3 separate regions of the Mus musculus genome follow, and regions 1 and 2 are each linked to region 3. A link is a loop called in an ENCODE intact Hi-C map of the cell type or tissue named here. Cell type or tissue: gastrocnemius. All regions are shown on one strand.

Region 1 (8,000 bases), 61 kb before region 3:
GTAGGAACCACTGAATCTAGGCTCCAGTATAGTAGGCAAGTGCTCTACCATGTGCCTACTTTATTTTAATTAATTAATTAATTAATTAATTAATTTTCTGACAGACCCTTTTCCCCCATGGACAGTTGAATTGTTAGAGAAACTGGGTCATATGTCGTGTGGACTAATTTTGATTTGGCTGGTTTCCTTTGATACTATGTCATTTGACTGGTTCTAATTGCTTCTTCTATACTGATAGCAAGATTAACTTGGATAGATCTATCTTAGATTTTTATATATGCATGCTTCCTCGAGGTACCATGTGCTTCCAGGCCATCATCCTGAGTCACTCCTGTCCCACGAGTCACATGGTTAGCGGGTCCACTGACTGCTTTCTGCTTCTCAGTTGGGTCAGTGTGTTTATCTGTCTTATCCCTGTCTTTAAAGTCTTAACCTAATGGACATGATTTACTAACCATTCTCCTGATCCTAAGTATTGATGATTGCTGCCTATAGCTGTGAACCGAAGTTACAATCTGTAGTTTTCAGTTTAGTTACTCTGTCAATTACTTATTAGCTGGCTGTCAAGAGCTTTAATCCAGTTTTTAGTTTTCCTAAAATACAGTCCTTATGGAGAAGGCAGCGGAAAAGCTCGTTTTTCTCCTTCCAGGACTTGGTAATTGACTCGACAACGCTGCTGAGGTCTTTCCCTTTCATTTTCTTTGTGTATTATGTTGAATTTGTCAACTTTGGGGAACATTTGATGCTTAGGACATTTTTTTAAAATTTTGTTTTCTATCTGCAAGTACAGTTGAATTTTGTTTATTTTTATTTTTATTTTTATTTTCACCTTTGGAGGAAATATTTTCTTCTGGGGGACTTTATAGTTGAGACTGTGTCTCTTTTTCTTTATGGTGTAGTTCTAGGCCCCAAGGGGACTTGCAATGTGCCACAGCCTTTCTCTTGTCCTGAGCTCTAGAGAGCAGTGTTTCCTGGAGGTTCCCTCTCCTACCTGAATACTCTTCTCTCTTCCTGTACATTTTGCTGTATTAGTTTCATGTGATGCTTTTCTACGTTTGTTCCACAATCATATGCGTTTTCTACTTTTAATCTCTTAGTGCTAAATTATCATGGTATTTCACTTGGAAATATATCACTGCCTATTGCTGGTTTAAAAGGGTTTTGAAATCCCTATTTGATTTTCTAATGTTAGTTTTCAGTTCCTGTAATTAACTCAGTTTTGTGGGGTTTTTTTGTGGTTAAATTAAATTTGCTAATAAATTTAGAGTTCTATATTTTTGTTCATGAGTGAGGCCATTTCTTCTTTGTTTGCTGGAAAAGTTTGCCAAGGTGGAATTCTTTTTCTCTTGATCATTGCTGGAACTCCTGAATGAAATTATCTGTCCTTAAACAGTTCCCTGTGGACTTAACGGGTGAATTGTCAGAAGTTTGTTAACTTGATCTTTTTTCTTTTAAGAGCATAAGGTAAGAGAACATCCTAGATGGCCAGTTTTTTAATGTCATCTATGCACGTTCGGAATTGACCTTTGTTACTTTCTCAGGTGTAAATTTTTTTTTTAAAGCTAGTCTGGCATAACCATGCAGTGGTTCACATAAGAGCTATTCTTCTGGCTAACACTTTACTGTAGACTAGCTTTGTTCTCCCCCACCTCCCTGTCCCCACTCCCCCTCCCCTCCTGCACTCTCTCTCAAAGGCACATGCTACTTCTAAAGAAATAGATACTGGACTGGGGACATAGCTCAGTTTGTAGAGTGTTTGTCTAGCTTGCAGGAACCTCAGAGGTTGATCTCAGCATTGCATAAAACCAGACCTTGTTATGCGCTCCTGTGTTCCCACAAGTGGCTAGTGGAGGCAGGAAGTTCAGAAGGTCAAGGTTATCCTCAGCTGTAAAATCAGTGGAAAGCCAGCCTGGGGTATATGAGGTCTGGCTCAAAGAATCTCTTGAATCAAGTTACATTTAAAAGTAAGTTGTGTAGTATACTATTTTATTATTGCTGCTGTTGCTTATATTTGTATGAATTCTGAATCATGAATCATTCTGGAATCTTTGAGCAAGGTTCTACCTTTGGGTCTAACAGTGTTTCTTTCTGGGCCTCAGTACTTTATTTGTAATACAAATAACTACTTCATATAGTACCCAAGAGAGTAGATTGAGAAGTAGTTTTTGAATTATTAACTATATAAGTGAAGGTTTCAAAATTAATGAGGAAGGACAGAATGTTTAAGGGAGATTAGAGTGAGACAGAACTGTTGAGTCTACATCCCCCAGCTTGTAGAAAATTGAGGCCGAGGAAACCAGAGAGCCGTCCATGCTTCCCTGTGGCAGCGAGTGCACAGAACTGAGAGCTCAGCCCAGGCTTTCTGCTGTCCAGGGCCTCGGATGGACGTGCTGCTTGCCTTCTTTCTCATGAAGTCGTTGAGAAGTGCTGGCTTGTTAGCTACCCGGCTGGGTGTATCTTTCTCAAAAGCTTAGACAGAACGAGTACATGTGACATCACAAGGACAAAGGAATCTTAAGACTTCAGTAGTTTCTTAAGTTACCAATAATTAAAATTGCAGTCAAAGTAGTTACTGGATCTCCCCCCTCTTACCCACACAATGAAAGCCTTGTTATAGTACTTGAGGATTAAAACTCACTTAATATAGTGAGGAATAAAGTCTTATGTGACTGCACCAAATGCACTTGGAATTTAGTTGAAATTTTATTTGAAAAATGATCACTCCAGTATAGTTTTAGTAAAATCTTGACTTATTATTGTTATGGAAAATTCTGTGTTTGCTTTTTTCTAACTAATTCTTTGGTTTCCTACATATATGTACCACAGATAATTTATTTTTCCTTCAAATTCTTCAAGTTGATACCACTTATGGAAAGGTTTCTTATTAATTGAGCTTTTGAAAATATTGTACAGCGAAGGCTTTTTAGCTAGCCAGAAATTCCTCCCCCATATTACTCTATATGAACTTTTTTTTCTAATGTCATATAAGAATTTATTTTTCCTTTTTTAACTTCTGGGAAACTTATTGCTTGTGAAATTCATAAGATTTCTAAGGCAACTTTAAAATCACAGTTTGTAGAAAAAGTGGTATTTTAAAGTAAGTTCTGAAAATTGTCTTTAGTCCTATTGTTTACACACTCCTGTAAGGTGGTAAATAACATCAAATGCTCTTTGTGAATAGTTTGAGTGAACGGTCTCTGTTTCAATGTTAACTTCCATGAGGATTCAGTATGTGCTTAACATTTGATTGATGTGAGTGTTAAGGACTAGGTGGACGCAAATTTATGTTGTGTATGCTTCTGCAGTTTTTTCTGTGAAAATCAGAGTATTTTCTTTAAAAGACATTATTACAGGTGTCAGTACGAAGGATAACTCGTGCTACTGAAGAGGAGACCAGTTCTTTTGTAATGAATGTTCCCTTTCAGGTGTTATGGATATTATTAGGTACTGGACAGGCTAACATATTTTCTCTAACCATGTATTATTATTTACATCCCTCTTCAGCTCAGGGTAAATATGTGTGCTAACTTTGCATTTGAGGATGCTAAAAATCCCCTAAGAGATTGGATGAAGATGACATTGTAGTAAACATTGAAATTGCAGTTTAGAAGAGTTCTGATGCATGAGTTGGTGGTCTTTGCTGTGAAATTGCACTCTCCCTTTGAGAAACTGATGTGGAGGTGACAGAAACCGCTGTAAAATAGCAGTTATGTGCCAATGCTGAATGGGTAGTACCGGGACAGACAGGGTCCGTTAGGGAAGTCAGGATGCCTTAAAGGTAGAGCCAGTACTTTTCCTCTTAATGGGCTAACATTATGTATCCCTAGACCATGCTACCCTTGAACTTTGGATCAGTTTTTGATTGCTGATAGGAGAAGAACACTGCTTTTAATTGCTAAGGGCATAAATCATATTTCCCAGTGACAAAGCTCTTACAGTAGATGAAAGCTAAATGTTTGAATTATGCTAAGAGCAGTGGGTGTAGCACCTATGTAGCAGTAGCTAACATTACCTCCAAGTGTAATTACAGCACTGTTCTGTGAATGACTCCCTTCATTCTACATCATTTGAAACCATTTCATAGATATTTCTGATTGAGTTCTGAAGGGTAAGAGTAATGCAGCAATTGACAGCCTTTTTGACACCATGTCTTCCCTGGCAAGTTCTACCTATCTAATATTACCTTGCATCTTGCCCTGTTCTTATATCCTGCTGGAAGAGAGGTATTGGCACTGTTCCTATAGTCATATTACGGTAGGTAGAGTTTTCTTGAATTATCTGTTAAATGTGATCTGTTTTAAGAGGCCCAGAAATAAAAGTATATGATGGTATGAATTTAGTAGGCTACTATAGATTATCATTTAAAATTTAGTTTTTACTTGTGATATTTTTATTTGCTAGTTTTTTAATAATAAAGTTTATACAACTAAAATAAGTGTTACTTTATGTACCTAGGTACATCCTTTTATGAAATTGTAAGATGCAGAGGACATGGTCGTTATTTTTATGCTTGGTTATGAATGAGGCTTTTCCTTTTGGGTGCAGTGCTTCATATAATGGAGGTGGTGTGCCAGAGTGGGCATAGTGAGAGTCTGTGATACAGTAAAATTTAAGTTGTAATTTTTATTTCTGTCTCATTGTAGTACTGGCTTAGCTTATATTCTTATTCTTGTGATGCTAGACAACTTGTCCCCTCCTTAGTCTGTTATCATTAAAATCCACATCCTGAAACTATATGAGTGTTCTGTGCAAAATCCAACTCAGCTCGGTACACTCATATATCCACGATTCTCTCATTGCCAATGTGTTTTGTTAAGTGCTTAGACTTGTGCCATAAACAGGCACAAATAGGCTCCTGGTCATTGATTCCTAATCCTTCCTGTATGTTTCAGGTAGTTTACTGAAGTTTAGTGAAATTACTCTTAGTGGCACAGATCTTGACAACTCCTTTATGGTGGTAAAGGTTAAGCTCAACGAGGCCTCTAAAGAGCCGAGAATAATAAAGCCATCTCACAATGTTATGCTTGGAGGAAAACCCAGGAAGGCAGGTTATTTCTGAGACTGTAATGATAGTGCATGCCAAGGAGAATGTCAGACTGTCCCACCTGTTTGATCTGTTTTTTATTAAGAAAGTAAGTGTTTAATTAAAAATAATAGAGCCAAGGTATTGAGAGAGAATTAGATGAAAAAGGAACTAACTGTTCGCAGTGCCTCAGGTAGGCTTTTCCCCTCCCAATTGTAGGGTCCAAAAAAAAAATTTTTTTTTTTTTTATATCCAACCCTGTGTTACAGGTCTCCTATCAGTACTCGTGACTGCATGATGTGAAAGAAAAGAATGACAAGTTTCTTTTAAAAAATTCTTTGACTTGTAGCTAAAACATTCAATAAAGAATTCATACTTCAAAGTGTGCAACTTGGCATGTAATATCTCTATCTATCTATCTATCTATCTATCTATCTATCTATCTATCTATCTATCTATCTATCGATCTATCTATCGGTGTGAAAGAATGGGAGCTTGGCTATACCAGGGAGTTGTCTGTCTGTCCTTGCAGCAGGTGAGATCTCTGGTTGTGTATGAGTTTAAGACACAATCAGCCACATTCGGAAGCAAGGTGTAAGTACGTTGCACTTAGCTGGGGATATGACTTTACTAAGATACCATGAAGAAGCAAGAACAGGAAGGAGGCTGAGAAACAAGAACAGGAAGGAGGCTGGGGCAGTTTGTAGGGGAGTGAGTGGCCATGGGTCCGTCTGTTGAAAGGAGAGGGAAGACAGCAGGAGGAACATCTGTGTAGGAGATGGGGATGGTGCTGCAAGGGGCAGTCTCGGTAATGTTTTGAGGGGAGAGCTTCCAGATTTCCTGATACTGGATAGTGTTTCTGTGAAGAGGAGTGACTTAAGTTTTATGCCTAGCAGTTGTAAAAGGCAGTTGCTGTGACCTCAAATGTTTCATTGTTTGTTTGTTTGTTTGTTTATGTGTTGTGGCTTAGTTATACTTTGTTGATTGTTGCATAGAAAAAGGAAAAAATTAAAATTAAGCCAACCAAATGTAAATGAAAATCAACTTAAATATGTTATGTATGGTGATACATGCGGACATAAGAGAATCTCTGAGTTCAAGGCCAGTTTGACCTTCAAGGCAAGTCCCGGGGCAGCCAGGAGTGCATAGTGAGATTGTCGAGAGAGAGAGAGAGAGAGAGAGAGAGAGAGAGAGAGAGAGAGAGAGAGAGAGAGAGAGAGAAGAGAGAAGAGAGAAGAGAGAAGAGAGAAAGCAAGCCAGCCAACTCTTTGACCCACCCTTCCTTCCTTCCTTCCTTCCTTCCTTCCTTCCTTCCTTCCTTCCTTCCTTCCTTCCTTCCCCCTCCTTCCTTCCCACCTTCATTGGTTCAATAGACAAATACTGAATTTCATGTTTGCTGTGACCCAGGTGGTATTCCAGGTGATGGAAACTTAGCACTGAGCAAAACCCCTGAGTAGTTTGCACTTGGCTTAGTTAATATTGAGAAACTAGTATGGGCAATTCATAAAACAACAGTATCTTAAATTATATTGTATAAGTATACTTAGCAACTGGTAACTTTCAGTTAATTGTATATGTTTCATATTTTAATACTACTTTTCCAGAAAATTACATTAATCTCTAGATCACTGTTCTGTAGGCTGATTATGGAACAACCTCCAAAGCTTAAGTTCACCTGTAGCAGAAGGAGTATGCTCTTATAGAGTCTGGAGGATAATACCTGAGTGTCATGAGGTTTAGATAGTGGCTGAGCATCCCCGCCCCTCCTCCCTCCTTTCCTCCCCTTCCCTTGCACTCCTTTTCCCTCTTTCCCACCTCCCTTAGAGTCCAGGTCTCATGTGATCCAGTCTGGCCTCAGACTCAACTGTGTAGCTGAGGTTGCCCTTTAAAATCCTGCATCGTCTCCCAAGTTCTGGGCTTATAGGCTGCACGACTGCACTTGACTCAGATCGTTTGACCTTGTAACTTATAGTCCTGTCTGCCACAAAGCCTGGAGGGCAGGATGAGAATGCATAGCTACGAAGAAACCATGAAATGGAGAGAAACACTTCAGTGAGGAAAAAAATGATCTCGGGGTTATTGCTAATGAACCAATTGGGCGTATGTGAGGTATCATTTATGAATGGCTTTCATTTTTGCCTACTTATTTTGAAGCAAAAATCAATGTTTGAATTGTATGCTGTTTAATACCATGTGGAAAAGATGGCAAACGTTGTTTTAGCAAATGAAGTTATTTCTCAGAGTTCCCTGCCAATCTTGCTAAGCATACTAATTCCCGTGTTTCTGCATGGACGCTTTACAGTGCTCAGTGTCCTCTGGCTTCTCTTGTGTTGCCAATGTCTTACACAGGCTAGTAGACATCTGGGGAGGGATGTTTAAAGCCAGAGGCAACATTAAAAGTGTTTGCTGGGATGTTTTTAATTATCAGTAATGGTTTCAGTAAGCTTTGTAGCTCTGAATGTTAGAACAGAAAGTGTAAATGTTTAATATGCGATGGCTTCGTGAAACTTTCCCTCTCAAAACAACAAAAATACTGTTTCTTGTGTGCTGGCTGACTTCCTATAGGTTGCTTATGCAGTGTTAACATAGCTTCTCAGATGCTGCTGACACAAGCTCTGTGACCACATTCTGCTGCTGTACACACGCATGGCTCCTCCCTCCTTACTTAGGACAGTAGGATAGCGTTGTTACAGAAGTAGGAGAAGGAATTCCTGTTTCGTTGGTTGGTTTGTGTTTTTCTTTTTTTCCTGAGACCTTATCGGTGTGGTAACGGACTCTGTTTTTCGATTGGAAAACTATGTATGTTTCTATTACCAAACATAAAGAATTTCTTGAAATAATTGATCGAAACAACCAACCAATGAACCAACCAGTACATAACAAAACTATGTTGTCAGACTAACATGTTCCTCCAAAGTCAAATAGCTAGCTAGCAATATGAACATCTTCCTTTCCTAAACATTCCCCATGGGAAGAA
Region 2 (8,000 bases), 85 kb before region 3:
ATAAGGCACTTTTACTTGTGAGCAGGCATTCCATCATCAAAACTGGTGGAATTCATTGCTGTGGTGACATGCACTTGCTATCCTAGCACCAGGCGAGACTGGTGAGGATCCCTGGGGGAGCTGGCCTACCAGCCTAGGCTACTTTGTAAGCACTAGTTCATTGAAAGAGGCTATCTCAGAAAAGTAGGTAGACGGAGTCTGTGGATTAACCTCTGACCTACAGGCTTGTACACATGCATCTGAACACACGAACACACAGAATAACAGTATCATTGAAGACACTTGTGTGACTAAGTAACCAGATCATTAATGTGTATTTTTATATGTATTTACTAATAACCTTGGGATGATTTAGAAAAAAAGAATTGGAGTTGGAGATTGGTCCCAAGGGCCTTTCCAGGCTAAGTGTGTACTCAAGAGCACTTTTAAATGTTGAGTTAGTGAATCCTTGGGTGTCAGATGTATTACAGGCTTATGGAAGTGTTAGGAGCACTGATGTATTCAGTTATAAGGCTCACGGGCTCCTAGAACTTACATTACTGTTTAAATTGGGAGCATAATTAATATCTTAAAATAATGAGACATACCTGTTAAGAACAAAAGAGAATACATGAAATAGAGAATAGTGTGGCAGAGAGGTCATGGGGCACCTGCTAACTTTAGGAGGGTGTGCTAATTGGAGAAGCTGCAAAGAAATTCATATTAAATTAATAAAAAAAAATCTATTACCCCCCCCCCCCCATGTTTGTGGTTGTTTCCTTCCACCTCAAGTTGCAGTTGTTTCCTTCCACCTCAGGTTGCAGGGATTGAATTGAGTTGACAGTCTTGGCAGCAAGCAATCTCACTGGCTGGAAAGTCACATTTTTAGTACAATAAATTTGCATTTATTTTTTAAATATTTTTGGTGTGTGCATGGGCGTGTGTGTGTGTGTGTGTGTGTGTGTGTGTGTGTGTGTGTGTGTGTGCTTGCGCATGCTTGTACTTGTCAGCTCTCCAGTGAGGGGACTAAACACAAGCTCTTTGCAAAGTTTGTACTCTTAACTGCTTACTTACCTTCACAGCTCCCTGAAGATCATATATATTTTGTTTTGTTTCATTTTGTTTTCTAGGGACAGGTTCTCACTATGTAACTCTGGCCATCCTGCAGCTCACTATATAGACCAGGCTGGCCTCACATTCACAGCGATTTCCCAGATCTGGAGTACAGGATTTAAAGGCCTACACCACTGTGCATGGTTTAAGGCCTTGTTGTTGTTTGTTTGTTCTTTCAAGACAAATTCTCACTATGTAACTCTGACTGTCATGTAACTCTGTAAACGAGGTTGGCCTTGTACTCACAGATATCCACCTGCCTCTGCAACTTGAGTGCTGGGATAAGTTCACCACTACCACCTATCCTAAGGTCATATTTTTAGTGATAGTAATTGAAGGGAGTTGAGAGTGAACATTCCACATAGAGGTATTGATAGAGATTAGTTAGAGATCCCAAGGCAAGAAAGAATTTGAATTACTTGATTTAAATATCTCATTCTAGGTTGGAGAGATGGTTTAGTCAGTAAAGAGCACATGTGTAAAAGCAGGGCATGAAACATGAGTGTAATTCCAGATCTGGGGAGGTGGAGATAGGCAGGTCATTGTAGTTCATGGCCAGCTAGACTAGCAAGTCCATGGGCTCTTGCTTCAGTGAGAACCCTTCCTCAAAATCTCCATATCAAGGACACATAGCACAGCCCCAACACACACACACACACACACACACAGCACAGCCCCAACACACACACACACACACACACACACACACACACACACACACACACACACAGCACAGCCCCAACACACACACACACACACACACACAGAGAGAGAGAGAGACAGAGAGAGAGACAGAGAGAGACAGAGAGAGAGAGAGAGACAGAGAGAGAGAGATCGATCTGCTTTGTCTGAGCATATTTAGAGGGGGAAGATCAGCATGAGATCTGGCTGCTGAAGAGAGTGGGGCCAGATGGTACAGAACCTTCTAGATCTTTCCCTATTTTTTAACTTTTTCAGAGGATAATGGGAAGGATTGAAGCATCTTAAAGAGGGAAATGAAATAATAGGACTAATTTTTGTTGTCTATTCTGCATAATTTTTCAGGCCATGATAGAAAATACAAAAAACAAAATTATTTTTAAGTGTATGTTTTTAGTATTGTTAGATCTTTTAAAATTGTTGATTCCTAGAACTTTTTTTTATGTTATAAAACTGAAATAGCTGTTAATTCTGTTTCTCCAACTGCTGGCAATTGCCATTTACATTTTTTGTTTCTGTGAATTTGATTACTTAAGGTATTTGGTACAAGTAGAATCCTACAGTATCTGCCAAATTGTTACTAACTTACTTGTTAGTTGGCAGAATGTTTTCAAGGTTTGTAACATGGATAACAGAATTTCAAGGCAGAGACTTTGTATGCAGACCACATTCCCACCCTCCCTCCCTCCCTCCCTCCCTCCCTCCCTCCCTCCCTCCCTGGACACATTTTGCCTGGTATAAGTAATGTTGGCAACATGAGTGCGCTGATTTCTTTGTTTCTTTCTTTCTTTTTTTTAAAGACTTATTTATCTATTATATGTGAATACACTGTAGCTGTCTTCAGACACCCCAGAAAAGGGTCTCAGATCTCATTATGGATGGTTGTGGGCCACCATGTGGTTGCGGGGATTTGAACTCAGGACCTTTGGAAGAGCAGTCAGTGCTCTTACCTGCTGAGCCATCTCACCAGCCCGAGTGTACTGATTTCTCTGACATCCTGCTTCTAGTTCTGTTTGCTAGATATCTAGAAGTGGGATTGCTGAGTATATATGGCTTTTACTTTTCACTGGGTGCTTGCCATGTCAATCCATACGTGGTAGCAGCGTTTTACAACCTGACTGGGACAGGTGTGCAGGGCTTCACTGTTTTGCATGATTTAAGATCTGTTGGCTGCTGTTTGGAATACTGATAGGAAGAATGGTCACAGAGAGGTTGTCTAGGCAGGTGGATCCTCTGTCCAGAGGGAGTGGTGGTAGAATGTTAGAGAAGAGAAACTGTACAGAATTGATTTGGCTTGTGTATGGATTGGGACATTGCTGGGACAGGAACAGAGGAAATAAAGACCACTTTTAGAGTGTGCTGCTTAAAGTCCCCAAGACGTACGTACATGGTGTCATCCTCCTGGCATCCCATGTTCCTAGCAGACCCCGGCACATTTCTTCATGTGCCTCATTAGTCAGGCTGGGGTTATTACCAAAGGGAAAGAGATATCTTGTTTAGGACAACCATGATTTCCCCCACTCCCCTCCACAGCTGGGAGAAGGGGCTCACTTTACCAGCATATTGTTGCCTCCTTTTAGAACAAAGTGGAGATTCTTTGAGGGAATGACATAATTAGCTTTACGAGCTTTGGAAAAGTATTGTGATTTTTTTTTTTTTTTAAAGTACCATAGCCATCTTGAAGGGTTTTGTTGTAAAGATTATATAAAAGAGTGAAGCCATCACTAATGCTCAGTAAACATCATTTTACGTGACTCTTTCCACTCCAGCCATATTAGTGTGTGTGACAGAGAGAGAGAGAGAAAGCGAGAGAGAGAGCTAAACAAGCTAAACAATCTAACAAACAAGAACTCTGTCTTTAAAAAAAATACTTACTTTATTTTATGTGTATGAGTGTTTTGTCTGCATGTGTGTCTGTATTATGTGTTTATGTGTGCCTGGTGCGCACAGAGGTCAGAAGAGGGAGTTTAACCTGATGAACTGCAGTTACAGATGGTTGGTACCTAGAGTTAGTGCTGAGAACCTCTGCAAGTGCCCTTAGGGGCTGAGACATTGCTTCAGTTCCTACAAAAACAATCCTGGGGTTGTGCTTGCCCCTTTCTCAGCTCTTTTCATCTTTCCCCCATGTTTGTACTAAACGCAGTCATTTGGCACTGCTCTCTCTTGTTCATTTCATCTTTCTAGATGCCACTAGTTAGATCGAAACTTGGTGTATGAGGTTGATGGTGGAGAAAAATCGTTGACCTGCATATCTCGAGTATGCTTATGGAAAATTGGGCTCTCTCCTTATTTTCTCCTTTATTCTCTTGCTTTATGTTCCTTTCATCTCAGATTGCCCTGTCTCTCAAAGTTCGTTCTAAATACTCATCATTCAGTTGGTGCTTATTTATAAAAAATATTCAGTGTTCAGTGTACTGCTTTGAAACATGAAGATACAGCACTGGGCAGCATTTGATATGGATCCTACTTGTCCATGTTTTCCTGTTGTAAAGTCTTCCAAATTCTTCGCAGTGAGCTGTGACTCCTTGCCTGCTCAGGTATCTATTCAAGTGTCTTTAGAAAGTTGTCCCAGAACTTATAAGTACTTAACAGTCTGAAGGTTTGTTTCTGGAGTCTGTTGTGGCTATTGATACATTTAATCTATATCATGATTAATGGTTTATCTATTTCTTTGACACAGGGTCCAGTTTTTAAAAACAGGTAGTCTGGAGTGTAGTATGATTTAATTATTGGAATCTGCTCTTACTTAATCTATCTTGAGGGGTACATGAAAGTTTTGGTGTGACTTTGAGGAAGAACTTTGAGGAAGAGCTGTGTAACTCATCTTTATTTGTGATTGCTAGCTTCTAATAGGGAAACGTTATGAGATCAACTTTCAGTTTTCACTTACATAAACTGAGTGGCTATGACTAATATATTACTCATTTGTCTTAAGTCATGAACTTGGATAATCTGCTACCTTTTTATAAGAGTCTAGGGTAATTACATTGATGGGATTATTTAAGAGCCTGGAATTTTATTCAACTTGTAGTGTTATAGGCTTTAAAAGACATTTTATTAAATGGTAGTTAAGGTGCTGAGGAGATGGCTCAGCAGTTATAAGCACTTAGGCTCTTACAGAGTACCCAGGGTTAGGCTCCCAGCATCCATGTCAGGTTGCCACGAGTGCCTATAACTCTTTGATGCCCTCTGGCCTCCTCAGGAACATATAAGCACCCAGTGCCCATAAACTTACCCAGGAACACACATGCACATAAAAATAAAAGACTACAATAACACTTATGTAACCTATAAAAAGTGCAGTTAATGTGAGTTTAGGAGTTATAAGCTCACTATTTGGCATCAAGTATAAAGTTACATTTTGCTTCTTAGTTTGAGAGTATTCTGTGTGATAGCTTTTAAGTTTTAGAACAGTAGTAGAAAGCTAAAATCATAGTCTTTCTCATGGTTTCATCTTTAATATTTTGATTATAGTTGTCTGATTGTATTCAGAACAAATTGGCACTTTGCTCATTTATGATTGCCTTTAGCTGAAGCTAAGCAGCATATTGCTTTTTATTTATTGACAGTTTTTATTTATTTATAATATCAACTATACAAGTCACAGTGAATTTTGTAAAAAGCATATATATGTGCTTTACATTAGGATCAACCTTACGGCCCTACAGAAGCCAGAACTAGATCCCTGATCTATAAACTTTGACGCTTAGATTGTTCGCTATGTACTGTGCTATATTTATTTGAGATGGGATCTTGCTGGGTTGTCTAGGTTGGCCTTAGACTCCTGGGCTCAGATGATCCCCCTGCCTGTATATCCTGGGTGGCTGAGACTTTAGATGATCTGCCAATCACTGTACTACTGGCTGCTGCAATGTAGTTATTTATTTTTGAGACAGGGCCTCTCTGTGGAGTCCAGAGTGGCGTTTTGAAAGTGGTGGTTTCTTTACCTTCTGTCCCCGAGCGCTGAGATAGCAATTGTGCACTACCAAGTCTGTGTGTATAGATGCATTTTAAGATCTTGCAGAAATAAGCTGGTCCTTTCAATTTCATACATATGAATATTTGTGTTTATATACTTTCTTATATAATTGTCTGGTAGCTTTTGTAGTACACTGAAAGTTTGGCTTTGCATTTTAAGTCTTTTAAAGTTGATTTTTTTTTTAGGTAGGTAGCTGGCAGTTTTGAGAGATTTATCATCACCTATCTTGAATGTTAAGCTCCTGAAGACCAGGATTATTTTTCTTCATGGCATAAAATAGATATTAAAGTTATCCTAGGATGTCTAATTTATAATGTGACAGTTTGAAAGTGGCTCTATTCAGGAACTAGCAGGTAAGTCTGCACTCAGTCAGTCTCTGAGTTCTAGGGAAATAGCAGCTGCTTTTGCTTAAAGGCCAAGTTAGTGTGCTTAGAGTTAGTCTCTTCCTAATCATAATGAAGAAACTCATAACAGAGTTTGAAATTAAATAACCAAGATTTTTTGGGGGTAAGGAGTCTTCAGAGTGAGGATATGCAAACTATAGGGACTCTCATTTTTGTATTTGTTAAAAGAAAACACCGTTATAAAGAATAATTTGCACGTTCTTAATTTGTAACTTAGAAGAGTTAATTTTCATTTACTATCTTTTGTTGTTGTTTCGAGACAGGGTTTCTCTGTATAGCCCTGACTGTCCCAGAACCCACTCTGTAGACCAGGCTGGCTTCGAACTCCAGAGATCCACCTGCCTCTGCCTCCTGAGTGCTGGGATTAAATGTGTGAGCCACCACTGTATGGTGGCTCACACCTTTAATAAATAAATACTTTTATTAAATAATATTAAACTTATTAAATACTAAATTTACTTAATAAGCCTTTGACTATCTCTGCTTGGGATGGCTGATGTGGTAGCTGTTTACTGAACATAAAGTATTGGTTGGGTTAGAATGTTTCCTGTAGGGATCTTTTGTCAGGAGACGTGATGCTGGGCATTCTGACTTTCCTTCTTTATTCACTAAGTAATCTGCATTGAGCCCCGAGCTGTGCACGAGTGTTTCCTTATTGTGTTGTGTCCCTAGCTGTGCACTCCGAGTTGATTCTGCTCTGTTTTACTCCTGTTGGTCACTAGATCCCGTTAGTCCTCATTCTCACATATATTCTGATATTAGTGAGAATGGCTAACAAATACAGGGTTTCATAAATTAGAATTGTCATTCCCAAGGATATGCTGAATTTATGCACAGTAATTGTTTCACACAACTCATAACTATCTGCTTTTGCTTAATGTATTTGCTAAACACAATTTTTGGTCAAAGCAATGTTGTCTGAATACCTACAGCTCAAAGCAATGCAGTCAGAGTAGCTACATTAGTAGCACATGGAAGGAAGCTTCATTCTTCATTCTTGATGCAGGATTGAACTTAAGAGTTCAAAGTCAGTCATATTCTCTCTCTCTCTCTCTCTCTCTCTCTCTCTCTCTCTCTCTCTCGCTCTCTCTCTCTTTCTCTCTCACAACACACATCTCTTACTACCTTTTCTTAATTCTATTTGGTGCATTTCTTCTAGTTAATTTTATATAGCATTAAGAAATCCCATGTTGACTTTTTAAGGATCACAGAATATATTTTCACAAAATCTCCTTTCTGTATACTTCCCTACAATATATCTTTAATACAGTCTTGGTGTAGTTTGGGCCTTGAATTCCCCCTCAGAGACTCATGTATTAAAGCTTTGGTGTCCAGCCTGTGATGTTATTGGTCACAGGTGGTGGAATCTCTGTGGGGTTAGATTGGTGAGGGGAAGTCAGGTCACTGGGTCACGCATGCTCTTTAAGGGGACTGAGATTCTGATTCCTTCTTTATGTTTGCTGATTCATGAGGTTGTCACCATTGTCCCACCCTGTGTTCCCTGCCAGGATATGTATGCCCTATCACTATAGGCCCCAAAGCAGCTGGGCACATTGACACCAGACTGGACCCTCTGAGACTCTGAGCCAAAACAGACCTCACTCTTACAGCGCTGACATCTCAGGTATCCTGAGAGTAACTTACTGCTGTGTAACTTACTGAGTGTGCAGCAGGAGCTCACCTTGTAACTCGACTGCTCAGGTAGGGCTTGCGAACCTTCTTAGATCTCTGCTTGCTGTTTTTCATAATTCTGGAAAAGCTTAACTGACTTTTTCAAGTAATCCTTTTCTCGTTGGTATTCTAAGTATTTGCTATATTATTTTATA
Region 3 (8,000 bases):
TTCATTTTGTTTTTCTTGTATAAAGCCCCTATGTGGTAACCAGAGCTGGCTCCTGGGGCGTCTGAACATAGATTCTGCTGGGGGCTTCCCAAGACGGTCAGTGCATTTCGAATGAAGAGACTTGGTGAACATGGTATCTTTCCAGAGGTTGGGACTCAAGTAGCTGTAGTCTTAGAGATGACATCAAAGGTGGCCTTAGCAAAGTTGCCCAGGGTGGCATTGTGGCCCCCAGCTGATGTGTGGTAGTCAGCAATACCAGCTATCAGCAGCAACTTCTTGGGCACGGGAGCAGAGACAATGGCAGCGACTGTGGTGGCAGGGAGAAGACACACCAACACACAACCACAGTGGCCGTCACCTCGCGTGGAACAGTGAGGAATTGCCACTTTTGTTCCCCCAGTCTCTGCGCACAGGGACGGTGGAAAGCTTGGCCAAGATGATGGACCCTTGAATGGCAGTGACTACCTTCTTGGGGCACTTAACACTCAGACCAGCATGACCATTGTAATCCCCATGTCTTAGGGTTTTTATTGCTCTGAAGAGACACCATGACCACAGCAGCCTTTAAAAAGGGAACATTATATTTGGGGCTGGCTTACAGGTGAAGGTTTGGTTCACTATCATTCTGTCGGGAAGCATGGCTGCACACAGGCAAACACTGTGCTGATGAAGTAGCTGAGAGTTCTTCATCCCAGTCCAACAACAGGGCAACAGAAGAGTGACAGTGGACCCTGAGCTGAGCATCTGAAACTTCAAAGCCCACCCCCAGATACACTTCCTCCAATAAGGCCACAACTCCTAATAGTGCCATTCCCTATGGCCCATGGGGGCCATTTTCACTCAAACCGCCACACCTCAGTAGTGACAAAAGTCTTTAACCTGGTCTGCTGGTCTGCCCCAACCTAATCCTTTGGGGACATTACCTGGAAAAAGTCAGCGATCTCACGTTTCTTAGTGGGCTGGAAGATCAAATGATCTCCCCCAGGGACTTGGTCTGTATGTCCTTGACCAGCTTGGTGATGGAGATGCACTCACTCACAGCCTCCTCCTAGGCCCGGGCCCTCCCACCCACCACACCAGCTCCACCTGCTGTTTCTGTTTTCTTGAAGAAGCTATATTTTAAAAAATAACTTTAAGTTTTAAAAGAAAAGTGGCAGAAAATAAAACCAAAGATTCTAAAGATATTACTTAGATATATATATATATATTTGTTTAATATGTTTTAGAAAATAGCATGTTCATCACTTTACAAAACACAGCCACACTTTAGAAGAAATTTACTTTATCTAGAAATGCCACTCAATTACTCAGCGCTGACCTCTTCCTGTCCTCCTAGTTTAACAGAATCGGTTGTCATGTATTCACGTACTGGCAACTCCTCATTATTTAAGTACTTCACAGTGGTTGACATATTGAAATTATTTGGGTAAAGGAAACAGCACCCATCTTTAAAGAGACTGATTTGGTATGAAATTGTCTTTAAAGAAAAAAAGATAGTCATCATGTCAGTGTCTATGGAGGCCAGAAGAGGGCTGCAAATCCCCAGAAGCTGGCGTGAATGGCAGCTGTTAGCCACCTGATATGGGTGCTGGGAACTGAACCCTGCTCAGCTGCAAGAGGAGCAAGTTGCTGAATGTGAAGCCATCTTGCCATAGCCTCAATTCAGTATTAAAAGAAGAAATCTGGATACAGAGGGGAAATGCATAAACAATTTAGCCACTCTCTTCATAGGATCATAAATTTGTTCTGTGACACACACAGAGATGTTTAAGAAAACTTGATTAAACATTTCTTTCTCTTGTAGTCATTGAGTGTATTGCTGTTTTGAGTTTTTTTTTTTTAAAGAAAACATTTCTAAACTTCTCTTGCATGGTATTTTAGTTCCTATATTTGTGATGATAAAATAAAACCAGTTGTTTATGTTCATATGACATATTTAAATGAATAATTTCTATACTTTTTCTGAATTCTTTATGCCTTTATTGCTCTTCACCATTTTTTATGGACATAACCACTGGTAATATACTTAATTTTACATAATTTTAAAATCTCAGTTTAGACGGCCCGGCTTAGTTTTAAATTTTGAATATCCAGACATTTGCTAACATCATGTTGAGTTCTAAAAATTCTGCAAAGTTCTTACATGATACAAGGCAAGGAATACACGAGGGTAGGTATTAGCACAACTACTAATACCTGACCTTCCCAAGTTCAGGGCATGGCTTTAGCTGTCCAAATATAGCATGATGCAGGGGTTTAGACCATGTCAGAGACATGTCTTGCTGATTGACGTGCAACTATGAACTCACATTCTGGCCCTGTTCTAAAGATAAACCTTTCTCTGGCAGCTGGTTGTCATGGTGTCAGTCACAAGTGACGAGTGTACATAGTCCATGGAACCAACTGAGAAGAGATGAGCAGGCCTGCAGCTTCTTCACCTCTATACAAGGAGTTGCTTTCTCTCATGTTTAGTAAAGTTTAAAAAATGGTTAAAGATTCATTAGCAGAGCCCTGCCTTTTTACAGCTTAGGTTATTTGAAGTTTCCTGTGAGAAGTTACATCTGCCAGTGTAATGAGAACTCCTGAGGCTTTGTAACTTGAAAGTCTTTCATTTGAAATTGAATTTAATTCTAATAAATTCTGTATTGGTACATTGTTTTAGAATATATTTGTAAACATGCTACTGTTTCAAACATTGGCCATCATGTCTTTAGACTTTTATAAAAATGTCAGAACAGCGAGCACTGAACATTTTATAATGGACAATGTTAAATAACATTGTGATTTTTCCTCCCTTGTGTCTATACCAACCTGTTGGTATTTTATAGGGTTGTTTTCATGCTATAATTGAAGATAGTGTAGTTAGTTTTACAGAACTGACCCACTGTCCTAGCTAATCACGGCAGAAGTGCACTTGTCTACAGTAACTCTTCTGCCAGTTGTTTCTTGACACTGAGAACATAAGCCTGTAACTGTTTATGCAACAACAGCTAATAGCTAGGCAGAGTTATATATCCACTCTGGTCAAGCTCTGCTGCAGCCAACAGTGAACTTGGCTGTAGTTTGAGATTTTCTCAGAATGAAAAAAGGTACGGGAAGGAGGAAGATCACGACAGTCAATAGTTTGAGCTTTGACACCCACAGCAATTTTGGTTCCATATGCACTACCTACTTGGAGTATGAATTGGGGAATTACTAAACTGTCTGATCCATAGCTTCCTGATGTATAAGGCAAAAGTCACAATAATATCATTTTTGATATAATATATATGTATATAGTTTTAATATATCATACTAATATCCATAGTATTGATGAATTTCATGAGAATTCAACATGGGAAGTATGTTACCATAGAAATCTTTTAGCATAGTTAATTGGAAATTGTCACTGTATCTTTACATACACAAATGCTTTATGATTAGAAGTTATTTTTCTATTACTGTTTGGATGAATTTATGAACATCTTTAAGATTTGGAGGGCTAATATTAACTAAAATTTTATCTTAAATTTTAAATGAGACTTTAGAAACTTTTTTATTTTCAGGCCTGTAATTTAATGTAAGTTCTAAGGCTAGTGACTGCATTGGCTTTGTAAAATTTATAGGATTTATAAGATTGATTTTTATGGATGCCAGGAACAAGTGATTTGTATAGTATATTCTCTTACAGTTTGAATTTCACACTGATTTGTAAGTATCAGGTATACTTAAGTCGGGGAATGGAACAAAAGCACAATATGCTCTTCACTCCTGACAGCTGACATGTGTAAATTAGTGCTTTCATTATGTTCTAGGCCTCTGGGATCTTTTCTACAACCAAGGATTCTCCAGTGCGCCTTTGAAATGAGATACCCTGAGAGTAGTATTGCTTATTTTTTATTACAACTCCAGGACCACAAGTAGACAATTCAGAACAGAACTGATTCTTTTCAAAGGAAGAATTGTTACATCTTCATCGAATACTTAAAATGATAATTTTACAGTGGAATATAATAGTATCTCGTGTAGTATGGACGCCCACGATATAGTAAGGCACGACATTCTAGCAGGTAGTTAGCAAAATAAGACAGCTTAGATGTCGTGCTATTTTGTCGAACCAGTAGGTAGGTAAGAATTCAGGGGCAGAGATCCCTGCCAGCTAGGGCGTTTGATCCAGCTGTAGCCCAGCTGTGTGCTGCTGTGTCCTGAGCGTGGCCCATGGCATTCTTAGAAGGCTGTTTCTCGGGGCTGAGGTGGCCTCTCTGTTGAAGGCTGTGTCCACCCCTTCCTATCTCTTAACTCTCATTCTCGCACCCCATGCTTTCCAAAAGCTTTCACTTCTTAGACCTAGTTTTCCTCTTTTTCAAGTTCTGTTCCAAAATAGTTACATTGTGGTAGGGCTGGCGAGTAGAGTGTAGGCGGGGCTGATGCAACACAGCGTCTTTCTTTGTTCAACCGAGGAACTACATTTACTGTTGCAGAAATTGCCTTGTTAGCAAAAAACCCCAAAAGCTTTGAATCTCCAGCTGCTGTCTTTCTACTGTATCCTGTACCCTCCGCTACCTCTCCTGGAGCTCTGGTTCTGTTCACCATCCCTTTCCTACCACCCAGTACTGCAGAGGCAGAGGTAGGTGCATTTCTGCAGTATGAGGCCAAGCCTGAGCTTCATAGCAAGCTCCAGGACAGAGACACTGCTTCAACAAAACGAAGCACGGAAGCCCTGAACTATTCGCTCTTTGAAATATTATCCTCAGGTTGTTAGAGGGCCTCTCCCAACTTACAGGCATATCTTCTATCACGAAAAGTTAGCATAACTCTCCTGCGCTTTTATGTTACTACTTCCAACGTTAGTGTAGCCCCTGTGTATCCCGGACATCTCTAGAACTGCAAGTCCACTTAGGCAGCTGCTTACAGTAGACTACTTGTTGGTAACATTTTATACTTGTATGCTATTAGCACTAAATTTCTAAGAGAAAATATCTCAAGTGTTAGTGTGGTGTTTTGAATCAAAAGCTACCTATAGTACAATGGGTTTGGACCAGAGTTCATATTCTAGTTATCAGTTGATAGACATGTGTAATCAAATGTATGATCTCTTGGCCAGGTGTCTCTTTATAGAATCTAGAGATAGCAGCTACATTTCTCAGTAGCTAAAGGGTACATGTCGAAATGGATGTGTAAGTGTGTATTTAGAAAAAAAAACCTCCTTAATTAGCTGGATGACAATAATAAGTCCTGGGCAGATGAGATGCCTCAACAGGGGAAGGGGATTGCTGCCAACTCTGAGTTTGACTTTTGAAACCTGCAGGTAGAAGGAGATAACTGACTCTTGAAAATTGTCCTTTTACCTCCACACTTACAACATACATGTGCACATTTATTTGCACATATCTATACACATAAATACGTACACACACACAAAATAAATGCAAACCACTTTAATAAAAATTAAGTTCCTCTTCTCTTAGTGTTCATCATCAGAGGGCAGGTTGTGAGGACAGTCACATCACATGTATATTGGTTTGTCTCACGGTTGATCCATGTATAGATGATGACGAATACAAAGGAGACCAATGCAATATTGAACTGGGCATTGGGAGAATGTTTAGAGGAAGGAGTTCTTAGTTTGAGTCAGAGAGAGTAAGGACAAGGCAGGCAAATGGAAAAGAGAGGGAAAGCCAGTCTCAGCTGAAGAGTGTTAGGGTCCACAAGGACACAGGGCATCTTTAAGAAGCTGCAGATCGTGCAGTGTCTGCCATTCTAAAAACAGCTTGCTCTGAAACCTACTGTGGCCATTTACTAATTTGTTTATACCTAATTAAGAGTTCTACCTTGAGAAAATTGTAGGCTCAGCATGGGAATAAATGTACTGCTTTCAGAGCTGCTACAGTGTCCACATGAAATAACATTCATAAATCTGGTATGTAGTACATAGTTAATGTTAGCAACAGTTTTTATTGGTGTCCTAGCCATTTTTAGAATTCGATCTTCCCTGTCAGCATTCTGTAATGAAATGTTCCGGGCTGGTTGTTCAGTTTACAGTGCTTTAGACAACAGCCCTTTTTTGTTATAACGGAATCAGAAAGACAGAATTTTAAAGTAGCTCAGTTTATTACTCTGTTTATTCAAAAACTTAGCCTGAGTTAAAGAGCTACGGTGGCTCTGTGACTCAGGTACACCTCTTGGCAACGGTCTCTTTCCATTCCCAAGTGTGCTGAAAATCACCGAAATGTCAGCCTATAGCAATTGGCACAGTTTTGAGCAAAAATACTTGGTAAGCAATTCCAAAGTCAGTGACAGGTAGGCAGAGGGATGGGGCGGCTTCAGGTCGCTCTTTGTCACTGGGGATCTCCTATGCAAACAAGCCTAGGTTGAACAGTACTCACTCTTTAAGTCTCATCTACTTCAGTAGTTAAGTGGCACCCAGCAAACTGTGCATGAGTGCTCAGTAAGGAACTTATACATCCTTTAGTGGAAAAGCAGATGTTAAAAGAATTCCTTCTCTTCTAGATGATTGAAATTAATTAAATTCTGTGGGGAAAAAAGTTCTTATGAAGAACTGAATTTAGCTAAGAAAGGAAGATTCAACAAAAATACAGAAGATGATAGGATTCAAACCGGTTTCATATCAGGTCTTTGAGGACGGATAAAAAGGAGCCACCGTAGGGGTTGAAAGACCAGCAGAGTATTTGGAGCAGAGGGAGCTAATACAAAACTTCTCATGTCCTGGTAATGAGAAGAAAAGCTGTTTGCAAGGAACCCAGACATCAAGTGGAAAGCCAATTCTTTCCCTCAAGTAACTCTGTCTTATGATAGGATGGTATTGTTTTAAAGATGCATTCAAAAGAGAATTGGTTTTACAAACAAAGCTATTTTAGACCAGCACAGCTGTCCACTCAGGTCGAGTAGTATTAGGACTGGACAGTTTCGTGCGCTTTTTTGCATTTCTTCCTTTGAATCTGGTCTCCTTGGAAACTTGATGTGTTGGGTTGCTTAGACTGGTTTTTTTGCTATTGAAAAATCCAAAGGCAGAGAGAATCTTATCCTGTTTTCCTGGCTGAGAGTTTTGTGTGGGTGTGTGCACTGCAGCTGTGCTGTGGGTTTCTTGGCATTCAGACAGGGCAGTTCTCCATGTAATGCATCGCAGAAGGAAGAAGCCTTCGTGTAACAAGGCTACTTTGACTGGATTAGGTTCAGCGGAAGGCCCCTAGGGCTGGGCTGCTGGCTGGTAGCCTCACTTGTTTGTCTCTGTGGCTCCAGCAGGCTCAGCCCATATACAGGTGTGAGGGTAGAGATGTGTCAGAAAGAGAACATAAGAGCTTTGTCTCAGTATAAAATTGCCACTTAGCAATACAGTTTTTAAAGGTTTTTATTAGTTAATTATACTTTGCTTGTTTTTTCTTTAAAGATCATTGAAAAGGGCAGTGTGAAAACATTGCATGCAAATGTGCATTTAGCATTTTCTATAATTTATGAGAATGCTCTTTTCCTAGAGCCTTTGTGCACAGATGGATCTGCAGCACTGCACCTACCACTTCCTCCTTGTCTTCAGCCCCGTTTGCCCTCTGCTGTGGTTTTCCCCAGTCGTCACATTAAGTGTAGACAGCATGCAGCTCTCCATTTCTCAAGCCTTCCGTTGGAACAGCTTACCCTTTACACAAGCAAGCCGAGAAAAGCCTCCAACTTAATTCTTATGGTCTCTTCTTGTTTATCCTTTTGCTCGTGGTTGTTGCTCTCAAAGTGCTATAGAGTAAGCTTCTATCTTTGTGTGCCTGTGTTCAGATCCAGTCTTTCCTAATGTGGTCCCTCTCTGACTTTCTGCCTCTTCCTAAAATACAATACAATACAGACCAAACACAGCTCAGCAAGATTACATCAGATCTTCAGAATTCTATGGCTTTTATTGTAGGCTTTAGTTGATGTAGTCAAGCCAGAGGACTTACCTAATTCATTCTCATTCACATCCTCTCTCTCTCTCTCTCTCTCTCTCTCTCTCTCTCTCTCTCTCTCTCACACACACA

What was found. A loop is a pair of places that touch in the nucleus more often than their neighbours do. Peaks named below come from ENCODE experiments on the same cell type or tissue, not always from the same donor. Only the 100,000 strongest peaks of a DNase experiment are listed, where the experiment ranks them.
Region 1: it touches region 3 in a loop (2.1-fold over the local background); 4 of 42 quality-filtered maps call a loop at or near these places.
Region 2: it touches region 3 in a loop (3-fold over the local background); 5 of 42 quality-filtered maps call a loop at or near these places.

What each region holds. Positions count from the first base shown.
Region 1 is chr5:54,033,084-54,041,083 of GRCm38, forward strand. All of the region lies in intron 1 of Stim2 (stromal interaction molecule 2), which reads left to right. Among named protein-coding and RNA genes, the nearest start is that of Stim2, 39 kb to the left of the region's middle. In gastrocnemius, no CTCF peak of the experiment used is centred here; no DNase peak of the experiment used is centred here; H3K27ac peaks cover 1,884 bases.
Region 2 is chr5:54,008,816-54,016,815 of GRCm38, forward strand. All of the region lies in intron 1 of Stim2 (stromal interaction molecule 2), which reads left to right. Among named protein-coding and RNA genes, the nearest start is that of Stim2, 14 kb to the left of the region's middle. In gastrocnemius, no CTCF peak of the experiment used is centred here; no DNase peak of the experiment used is centred here; H3K4me3 peaks cover 1,021 bases; H3K27ac peaks cover 6,477 bases.
Region 3 is chr5:54,093,973-54,101,972 of GRCm38, forward strand. All of the region lies in intron 3 of Stim2 (stromal interaction molecule 2), which reads left to right. Among named protein-coding and RNA genes, the nearest start is that of Stim2, 99 kb to the left of the region's middle. In gastrocnemius, no CTCF peak of the experiment used is centred here; a DNase peak (open chromatin) is centred at 7,162; H3K4me3 peaks cover 488 bases; H3K27ac peaks cover 6,479 bases.